3 separate regions of the Homo sapiens genome follow, and regions 1 and 2 are each linked to region 3. A link is a contact called in ENCODE Hi-C or POLR2A ChIA-PET data. All regions are on one chromosome and are shown on one strand. Each heading gives the region's core, a stretch centred on a gene start or an enhancer-like site at or near the end of the contact. The rest is flanking DNA. Distances are from core to core; before and after follow the strand shown.

Region 1 (3,366 bases), core at 82-2,581, 120 kb before region 3:
GAAGAAAATGATATCTTAAATCATCCACTTAAAAACCAAGACAAAAATGGTACAGGTGGCTTTTTAAAAGAAGGAGGAAAAATCCCCTCCACATAAGCCCTTTTCTTGAATAGGCCTCTAACTAGCCCTGGTGCAGCTGCAAGGATGCATTTAATGATTCTGTGATTTATTGCTCTACAGAGGATATTCTCAGCCATCATCTGCAGAAGAGGCCCTAGCAATATGTAGAATGGGAGACTAAGAACGTATTGGAATGGGCTAAATTTTCCATGTGGTTTCCATTTTCTTTCTTATTGTACATCAAAAGTATTTTTTTTAAGAAAACGATTTTTAGCCATCACAAATATCATAAAAGCACCCTGCCCCTAGGGCAGCTTGCAGCAGGCCTGAGCCAGAAACTGTGACTAGAAAGAGAAGGAGCTCAAAACATCCTCCATCTTGAAAGGCGAAGCTTCCTAAAGCCAGTTCTTCGCACAAAATCCTCTCTGATCTGAAGACCTATGACTTCTATTGGGTGTCCCCAGACTAAGTCACGATTGTAAGGTAGTAAAGAGCAGCTAATATCGACTGAGCACTATGGGACACCAAATGCTTTGGGTCATTTACATGGATTATTTCATTTACTACTCAATTTATTGTCTCCATTTTACAGATGAGGAAACTGAGAGCTGAGAGAAGTTAAGTCACTTTACCCAAGGGCACAAAGCCTATGAATGGAAAGCTAGGATTTGATCCCTGGTTTGTATGATTTCAATAGTAGTGCTTTTAACTACTACATAGTTGTCACCCCTTTCTTTTCTTCTAGGGTCCCTCCCTGACCACAAATATAATATAATGTCAGGAATTCCTTATACTATCCCCTAGCTACCTAGGAACTAAAACTACAGTAACCATCTATGCCTGTCCTCCAGAGTAATGCCCCATTGTACAAAATTTCCCATATTATCTAATATCTCCCCATGGAACTCTGGGTTTCCCATCAAATCTTTCAATAAAATTATGGCTTTAAATAATAAAAATCATTTCAGGTCCTCCTAATACTAATTGATAAATTTTTCTTGTATATATCCACCTACCCACATAAACACGCATCCTCTTATTCTACTAGTTCACCTATATTGAGTACTTACTATGTGCCAGACATCAAGTTAATCACTTCACATGAATCTTCTCATGTGCTTCTCCACAGTAACCCTATGAGGTAGCTGCTATTATTACATCTGTTTTACACATGAGAAAACTGAAGCTCAGAAAAGCTCCAAAGTTCAGAAAAGCTCCAAGCAAGTGGAGGAGTTAGGGTTTGAATTCAGATGTGTTTCACTTGAGAGCCCAAACCCCTAAACCACTACATTCTACTTCCCCTTTTCTTAACAGTGATAAGTCATGTTGATCGTACATACCAGTCATATAATGTGGTCAAAATAGCCCTTTACTTCTGTGGAGTTCCTCCCAAATCCCACAGCCCCAGCATAATTATGAGAAAAACATAATACGAATATCAGTGGAGGAACTTTCTAAAAAATACCTAACCAGTACTCCCCAAAACTGTCAAGGTCATGAAAAAGAAGGAAAAAATTCCAGGTGACATCTATGAAAATGATGGAGTAGGGAACTCCTGTGAAAGTTCTCAGAATCAAAATGGAGTCACTGTGGAAAAAAAAAATGACAAATAGAGCCAGGGAAGACCATGAAGGGAGGATTCTCATGCATAAATGACAGATAACAAGAACTTTCAGAAAAGACTGCAAAAACCACAACCTTGCACAAAGGCCATCACAACCTCACACACACAAAAATACTTCTGCAAGGATATCTGCCCATCAGCTGCCTGTCCAGCCTTGGAGTGATGCCACCCTTGTTACTGATCCTTGTAGCCAAGGATAAGTATCTCCAAACAATTAAGTAATCCTCATTTTTCTTTTAAAAACTTTGTCTTCATCTACCTCCCCAAAAACGCACATAGTTTACTAGGACACATATTAACATTGCAATGCTCTATTCCTGAATACATATCATTTTCTTTTGGAGGGCCTCTCTCTGTTTGTTATTTAGGTTGACATAAATGGTGTGCAGAAGTGGGACCTGAAAAAGATCTCTATCCGAAGGAATTGGTGATTATTGGAACTGGTGTACAGCACTCACTTGAGCCCTTTGAGCTCTCTGCTTCTGCAGCCTAGTTTTTCTGCCCTGATGAGTCTTCTGTCAGGCCAAGCCTCTCTCTTTTTGTAGATGATTTTGACTTTATTCAGGACTTGGTAATAAGGCCACCTTAAAAAGAGACCTTACATTCCTCCTAGGATGATAAAAGACTTTTTGTCTTTCTGGTATAAAGACAATGTCCTTCTGGTTTGAGTACTCTAGTTTCTATAGAAGTTACACCCTGTCTGTGAGACATGTCTTTTTCTGGTGAATTTACTTTTGGTTCTTTCTACACACCCAATTTAATATTTTATTTGATCTCCATGCTTCATTTAAAATTCTTATGAGCACTCTAATTTTGATTTCATTTTGGTTTGGTTTTGCATCTCTATAAATGATTTCTCTGTTTTCCCTTGCTTGTTTCTAAAAATCTTCTGAGAGCAAAAATAAAAAATTGTAAATGGTGGGCACAAGGAGGCTGGTCAAAGGCCACTAGGGTGGCTGGGCATGGTGGCTCATGCCTGTAATCCCAGCAGTTCGAGAGGCCAAAACAGGAGGATCACTTAAAGCCATGAGTTTGAGACCAGACTGGGCAATAAACCAAGAGGCCCCCATCTCTCCAAAAAAAAAAAAAAAAAAAACTAGTAAAACTAAAAGTATTTAACAGCCACTAGGGCGATCACCACCATCTAAAACATTAGTCCAAACTCCTGACAGTCTCTAATAGGATTTATAAGATTTTCTTTGCTTTCAAGAGATTAATAAGAAATGGAATGAGATTCTTAAACATTAAGGCATGCCAGGTTTTCTGGGATTCCAGCCAAGTATATTAGAGATTCTAGCGCATATGGTTTGTTTGTTTGTTTGTTTGTTTTTGTTTTTGTTTTGAGATGGAGTCTCACTCTGTCGCCCAGGCTGGAGTGCAGTGGCACAATCTCGGCTCACTGCAACCTCCACTTCCCAGGTTCAAGCGATTCTCCTGCCTCAGCCTCCCAAGTAGCTGGGATTACAGGCGCCTGCCACCATGCCCAGCTGATTTTTTGTATTTTTAGTAGACATGGGGGTTTCACCATGTTGGCCAGGTTGGTTTCAAACTCCTGACCTCAAGTGATTCACCTGCCTCGGCCTCCCAAACTGCTAGGATTATAGGCATGAGCCACCGCGCCCGGCCTAGTGCACATGTTTAAAATAATGGGCAAACTACATCAAGAAAAGTTCAGAGCTCAA
Region 2 (3,453 bases), core at 132-2,631, 69 kb before region 3:
AATGAGAATTATAACTGTGGATAAGAGCTCACTGCTGGGTGGCCAAAGCAAAAGTTAAAGCAAAATTCAAATCATGGTGATTTTTCTTAAAACTTTTTGGTGACTCTCACTGCTCTGAAGATACAAATCCTTTCCATAGCCTCCAAGGCCTTGCATGGTATGGCCTTGTTAACCCTTCCAGCTACTATCTCTATTATCTAACAATAGCCACTTGGCCTCTGTCAGATCTACGGTAGTCCCACATTCCTGCCTGTTTTGTGATATTTGCACATGCTATTCCTTTTGCCTTAAAACTTGATCCCCTCCTCTTTGCCTAACCAACTCCTACTTACTCTTCAGGCCCCATTTTAAGTGTCACTTCCTCGGGGAAGACTTCCCTGATCCGCTAAATTAGAAAAATCTTCTTTAGTGTTTGTTTTCTAGCACTTTCCTATCTTCCCTCATGGTGTTTATTAATGTCTGGCTCCCCCGTTCAATTGTGAGCTCCATGAGAACAGAGGCTATGTCTGCTTTGTTCACCACGGTCTCCCCAGTGACTGATATGATGTAGATGCTCAATGAAAATTTCAATTGAAGGCAGAGAGGCAGTACAATGTGCCCTAGGAGTGATGCCCCCCATGAGAAGCCTAGTAAGAGAAGTGACCTAACTACTTCCTTGTGCGTGTCATTCTGCCTTCTCAGCAGTTTCGCCCAAGCTCTCTATTCCTAGCCTCACCTATTTTTCAACCCATCTCTATATTTCAATTCTTAAAGCACAACAGTCCTCTCCCCTTACTCTAGCTTTTGTTTCCCAACTTTTATAAAAACTGGGCATAGAAAAGTATTTCACTTTTTTTTCCTAATGTCACTGTAAGAATAACAATGTCAGTTCCATGAAAAATGGTAACCAACTTTCAGATTCAACATCAAGTTGATATTATAATAAGGGCAGCTACTGCTCAGTTCCAGTCAGTTGTTGCTATGAGGAAATGAAGGCCCTGTGTGCCAGATTTCATTTTTTCAGGAGAAATCAGGAATGCATATTTTTGTATGAACCTTCCTATTTTTGAAATATTGGCAACTATTTTTTAATGTGAGCTTGTGTTAGCCAAATGAAGCATATCTATAGGCTAGAAGTGACCTATACACCACCATTTTGCATCCTCAAATTATAAGTAACTATAATACAAGTCAGAATAAAATCAGTGGTATAATGGAAGTAGAATCAGCATGTCATAAGATCATGTAGAAAAGAACAATTACAAAATGCACATTGCCATATAAACAGATAAATTTTTGTAAAAGATAGGCCAACTGACCCATTCATTTGCTTAAGAGCACAGCCAAGGCAGGTTTCCGTGCCCTGACCTTTGTTTGGCCTCCTGAGTCACACAGCTTGTCTAGTCATGGACTGTGACATGCTCTCTTGCCTATTTTTTGCCTCCTAGATCTTGGCAACAAACATAGCGAGTAAGGGCAGAATGACGATCAGAACAAAGAAAAATAAGCTTAGAAAGGAGCACAGTGTTCTTTCAGAAAAGCCCTACAGGAAATGAGTTCCATAAAAATGATTCTTAGGCCTGTGTATGTATTAACAAATCATTCCTAAGTGCACCCCTTGAGTTTGGGCATTTTGATTGTAATTTCCAATATTGCACATTAAGACCCTCACTTAAATCCCTTGCCTCATCTCTTCAGTCTCCTAATTTATCAAAACATTCAAACCTGTGTTTGCCACATAATCCTATCTTACCTCAATATTCTACTTTTCCTCTAGTGAAAACACTGCTAATTGCTATTTAAATCTGACCACTTCCTCAAGATAGTCAAGCTTATCTGGACTATTCCCACTATCTCAGCTCATTTCTCCACCCATGCTTCATCCTTTCCATTTCCCTAATCTGTAACTCTTTTGTGAAATATCTTTGTGTAGCTCCATAATTCATGGACTCTTTCATGATTTACCTTAAGTAATTAGTTTCCTGGAATATAGCCATAGTCCAAAAAACTAATATTCATAGCAATCTTGGTACTTCCTGAAGTGTTAGATTCACATTTCTGATGACAAGTTATACAAAGAAGTTTGAAGACTGAGGCATAGAGTCAGATGCAAGGATGTTTGCTGGAACATTGTTTGTAATAGAAAAAGACGAGATAAATACCAAATGTCTACTCATTAGAGAAAGGCTAAATGTACCAGGACACAGCCATCTGTGGATTAGTATGAATGTTTCATGTATAAATGGACATGAAAAATCCCCAGGATATATTGCTGAGAGGAAAAAGTAAGAGAAAAACACATACAGTATGATACTATTTATGTAATTGTTTTTAAACACAGCAGTATATATTTATATAGGCATTATACACACATGTTTTATTGATGCATAATAGTTGTATATCATTTCAAGGTACATGTGATAATTTAATACATTCATATAATTTGTAAAGATCAAATCAGCCCATATGCATTTTTAAAAGCGTGGGGGGGTAATTCCAAACTGATAACAATTATTACCTTTGGGAAGAGGAAAGAAGTTTAGGGGAAGAGGGAGGAATAAATGAAAACTTTAAATTGTTTTGGATATACATAATTTTGTTATATTATTTTGTTACTTTGGTATTATATGCCTCTTATAATAGAATATAGGGCCCATGAGAATAAGGCTGAATTTTTTAACATTTAAAAACTTGTTGTAAAATACACATAACATAAAATTTACCATTTTAGCCATTTTTTAATGTTTTTTGTCTGTTTGTTTAGAGACAGGCTCTTGCTATATTGCCCAGGTTGGACTCAAACTCCTGGACTCAAGCGATCTTCCCACCTCTGCCTCCTAAATAGCTGGGACTACAGGCACATGACACCATGTCTGGCTCATCTTAGCCATTTTCAAGTGTACAATTTAGTGGCATTAAATACCTACACATTATTGTGCAACCATCAACACCATCCATCTCCAGAACTCTTTTCATCTTGCATAACTAAAACTCTGTTTCCATTAAACAATAACTATTCATTACCCTCTTCTCTACCCCCAACAACTGTTATTCTACTTTCTGTCTCTACGAATTTGACTACTCCACGTACCTCATGTAAATGAAATCATGGCCGGGCACGTGTGGCTCACGCCTGTAATCCCAGCACTTTAGGAGGCCGAGACAGGTGGATCACCTGAGGTTAGGAGTTCGAAACCAGCCTGGCCAACATGGCGAAACCCCATCTCTACTAAAAATACAAAAATTAGCTGGGCATGATGGCAGGCGCCTGTAATCCCAGCTACTCGGGAGGCTGAGACAGAAGAATCGCTTGAACTAGGGAGGTGGAGGTTGCAGTGAGCCGAGATTGCATCACTGCACTCCAACCTGGGCAACAGAGCAAGACTCCGTCTCAAAAAAAAAGAAGAAAAGAAAAAAGAAATCATACAGGATTTGTCCTTTTATGACTGGCTTATTTTGCTTAGCGTAAAGCCC
Region 3 (3,302 bases), core at 318-2,817:
TAATCTATCAATAGTTAATCTGAAAATAATTCCATTTAGTATGAGTGCAATCTAATCATTAAATATTCAGCTATACCGAGCTTTACACAGACAAAAACAAAGACTTACCATCGGACTATTTTGACAGGATCTTTCTTAGGCATGATTTGATTAAGCCATGGTTCAATACCTGGAAATTGCTCTATCAATTGATTCTTAATACCCTTAATAACTGAAGTTTTCAACTGGATGCAGTTGGACACATTTTCTTTTTCATCAAATCTGCCAAGTAATTTTTGCAAGAAAAGAAAAGGCATTTCTAAGTAGAGGTATCAGAATACCTAAAGGTACTGTTCTAATTAGTCATTTATTCCCAACCAAGTATTTAGATACTTAATTATGAAATAAATTGTTCTTTTAAAAAAAAATACCATCTCCCTTTTACTCTGTCCAGCACAAAACCAATGTCTTAATACAATATTGAAATAAACTGTCAAGTATACAGCAATTAGCTGGGGTTAGGGGGAGGAATATGAGACATACTTTGCACCATAATCTGTAATTAGCTACACAAATGCCTTTCCTGGAAAATCTTATTCAATTCTACCCAGGAAGAAACACAGGCTCCCACCAATAATAAAACCTGAGATCAGAAAACAAAACCCTCAATTCTTGAGATACAAAAGACCAACCCAAGCATAACATAGAAAATCGGCCCCTGCTAGGCTATGTAATCTGCTGAGATTTTTTTTAAGTGATGATAATAATGATTTCTAAGATCCCTATTCGTTTTTGCTCAAAATTTCATGCACAAAACCCACCTTCCTTTGCCCATGTTCCCCCTTTGCTTTTTGCGTCTACCAAATCTGGAAGGCAAACCCACTAGTAGGTTCCCAAGGAATTTTTGTCTTCCTTACACTGAATAGCCTATGGGGCAATCGTTATTTTCAAGGCAAGGTTAATCTGGCAGCTAGGCAATAGGCATGACAGGCCGCTTGCTTCCTGTCACCCAGACTCCTTCACTCCCATGACCCAGGAAGTCAAGCCTTCCTTTATTCAGTTCATAACTAATAAACATATGGCAGTGAGCGCAGGGCTCCCCTCTCAGCTACAGAGAATATGCCTCTAAATCACAGTGCACGGATGTGATTGGTAGAACCCTAGGAATGGAGACAGAATTGGGGGAGGGGGCAAAAGAGAAAGAGGGGTAAGGAGAAAAAACAATGGGAGTGGAGGGACTGAAACCCAATTAAGGACTACGGATGGAAAGCTTAAAGAAGTGTTCAAGTTGGGAGTGAGAGCATAGTACTATAGAAAACCTTAGGGAGTCAGGATGGCAGGGGCGGGGGAGAGAGAAAGAGGATCTTAGCTCTCGCCCTCTTCCCCACCCCCACCCCACCGCCTTTGTGAGCAGCCGATGGAGGCCACAGCATGTCCTTACTTCTTGAACATGATCCAAGGTGAAGGGGGCGACGATAGGGAAGGGCCCGGAATGGGAAAGAAATTGAATTTGCAGGGGTCCGGCAGATCCCCTCACACGAGGAAGGCCGGCACTGACAGTCGGAGCTGTAGTCGTTATCCGGAAAACGAGAGCCAGCCGCGCTTTACGGCTCTCAGTCAAATCTGACTACTTCCGCTCCTCTGGACTCCACGTAGGCGCTTTTGCCGGCTCCTTTTAGGCAACCGGTTCCTCAGCAGTTGGAGGTAGCTGAAAGGGCGGGACTTGAGAGGGAAGAAGTGATAGAGCAATTGCAGGAAGAGAAGAATGGAGGGGGCGGAGAATCAATCAAAGTAGCATTTATGGCACTTGCGTCAGTTACGGGTTCCTCAAAGGGTCAAGATTCTTCCGTGCTTCGTTGCTACCTATCGTCAAAGTAAACGATTTTTTTAGAGGGAATGGTTTCTGTCCTGTCTGAGGCAACCGAATGGATTGGTGCTTACCTACCAGCATGAATCCAGGCAACCCTCATGGCTTCATGTTAAAGTGCTGGTAGGATTGCCAGGTTTAGCAAATGAAAATACAGGATGCCTATTTAAATTTGCATTTCAGGTAAACAATGAATATTTGTTTTAGTGTAAGTATACCTCATTAATATTTTGGATATACTTACACTAAAAATATACAGCGCTTGTTTAGCTGAATTTAATTGAGCATCCTGTTTTTTATCTTATAACCTTATTCACTGGCAACCGTACGATGCTCCCAAAGTTTTTTGCGGGTTTTTATTGAGACAGGGCCTCACTCTTGCCCAGGCTTGAATGCGGTGGTGCTATCATGGCTCACTTGCAGCCTCTACCTCCTTGGCTCAAGGGATCTTCCCACTTCAGCCTCCCAAGTAGCATGGACTACAGGCACACACCATCATGCCCGGTTAATTTTTTTATTTTTATTATTATTATTATTATTGTAGAGACGGGGTCTATGTTGCTCAGGCTGGTTGCAAAGTCCTGGGCTCAAGCAGTCCTCCCACCTTGGCATCCCAAAGTGCTGGGGTTACAAGCGTGAATGACTGTGCTCCCGTAGAATAATTCCCATAGAATTATTACAGAAGGTAATCTGATTTAAGAGATAATAGCTAAAGAGACATGTTTTACTTATGTAATTTTTTTAAAAATAAAGCTGATAGAGAAACAAAATTATGCCAATCAAGAGTTTCACTTTGTTTTTTGTTTTAGAGACAGCATCTCACTCTGTCACCTAGGCTGGAGTGCAGTGGCATGATCACGGTTCATTGGAGTTGCAACTTCCCAGGCTCAAGTGACCCTCCCGCCTCAGCCTCCGGAGTAGTTGGTACTACAGGCATGCACTACCACACCTGGCGAATTTTAATTTTTTGTAGAGACAGGCAGGGTCTCACTAAGTTGCCCAGACTGATCTTGAACTCCTGGCCTCGAGCAATTCCCCGAACTCAGCCTCCCGAAGTGTTGGGATTACAGCCATGAGCTACTGTGCCTGGCCTAATCAAGGGTTTTGATCAGCCAAGAAATCATGGAAAAATTTAAAAACCTGAAAAGGCCCTACGCAGGAGGTGGGGTGGGTAGGCACTGACATCCAAAACAAATACACCAGTCTCCCCAGGGAGTAAATACTCTAGTCCATATTGAGGAGACGGGCCATTAGAGCAATTATAGCAAACAGTACTATGCATTTAAATGATCCAACTAACACCTTGTCTTAATTCTATGGTATGAACAATATTCTGATTATAATTTGGCTTCCCATGAAGATCTGCCCACAGGGAAAGAATTAGCTACGTTCCAATCAAATCTGCATGAACAATTATGTTTGCATTTGTAAATTAATAAATTGGCATTCTGGTTTA

Evidence for each region. Hi-C counts contacts between places; a loop is a spot of excess contacts on that map. ChIA-PET counts read pairs that join two places held with the same protein, here RNA polymerase II (POLR2A). Pooled maps may share reads with other maps.
Region 1: a loop to region 3 is called in a pooled map, with 4 times the contacts of the local background. The contact joins the enhancer-like site here to the promoter of MCTS1 in region 3. A Hi-C loop is called at or near these places in 5 of 50 pooled maps. POLR2A ChIA-PET finds 5 or more read pairs at or near these places in 7 of 52 experiments (AG04449, BJ, CD4-positive, alpha-beta T cell and 4 more).
Region 2: a map of endothelial cell of umbilical vein shows a loop between it and region 3 (3-fold over the local background). The contact joins the enhancer-like site here to the promoter of MCTS1 in region 3. A Hi-C loop is called at or near these places in 1 of 168 maps with a recorded cell type or tissue (endothelial cell of umbilical vein), 1 of 37 single-sample maps with no recorded cell type and 8 of 50 pooled maps. POLR2A ChIA-PET finds 5 or more read pairs at or near these places in 6 of 52 experiments (A549, B cell, MCF 10A and 3 more).

What each region holds. Positions count from the first base shown.
Region 1 is chrX:120,724,481-120,727,846 of GRCh38, reverse strand. No RefSeq gene overlaps it. Among named protein-coding and RNA genes, the nearest start is that of C1GALT1C1, 96 kb to the right of the region's middle. Within about 2 kb of position 1,331, at least 2 of the 41 ENCODE cell types and tissues checked have a DNase peak (open chromatin) inside an H3K27ac peak, as active enhancers do; they include OCI-LY7, where a contact is called at or near this core.
Region 2 is chrX:120,670,544-120,673,996 of GRCh38, reverse strand. No RefSeq gene overlaps it. Among named protein-coding and RNA genes, the nearest start is that of C1GALT1C1, 42 kb to the right of the region's middle. Within about 2 kb of position 1,381, at least 11 of the 41 ENCODE cell types and tissues checked have a DNase peak (open chromatin) inside an H3K27ac peak, as active enhancers do; they include PC-3 and endothelial cell of umbilical vein, where a contact is called at or near this core.
Region 3 is chrX:120,602,366-120,605,667 of GRCh38, reverse strand. It overlaps MCTS1 (MCTS1 re-initiation and release factor), which reads right to left and starts at 1,567. Exons shown (of 6, transcript NM_014060.3): 1 at 1,421-1,567; 2 at 109-261. The coding sequence starts at 1,431.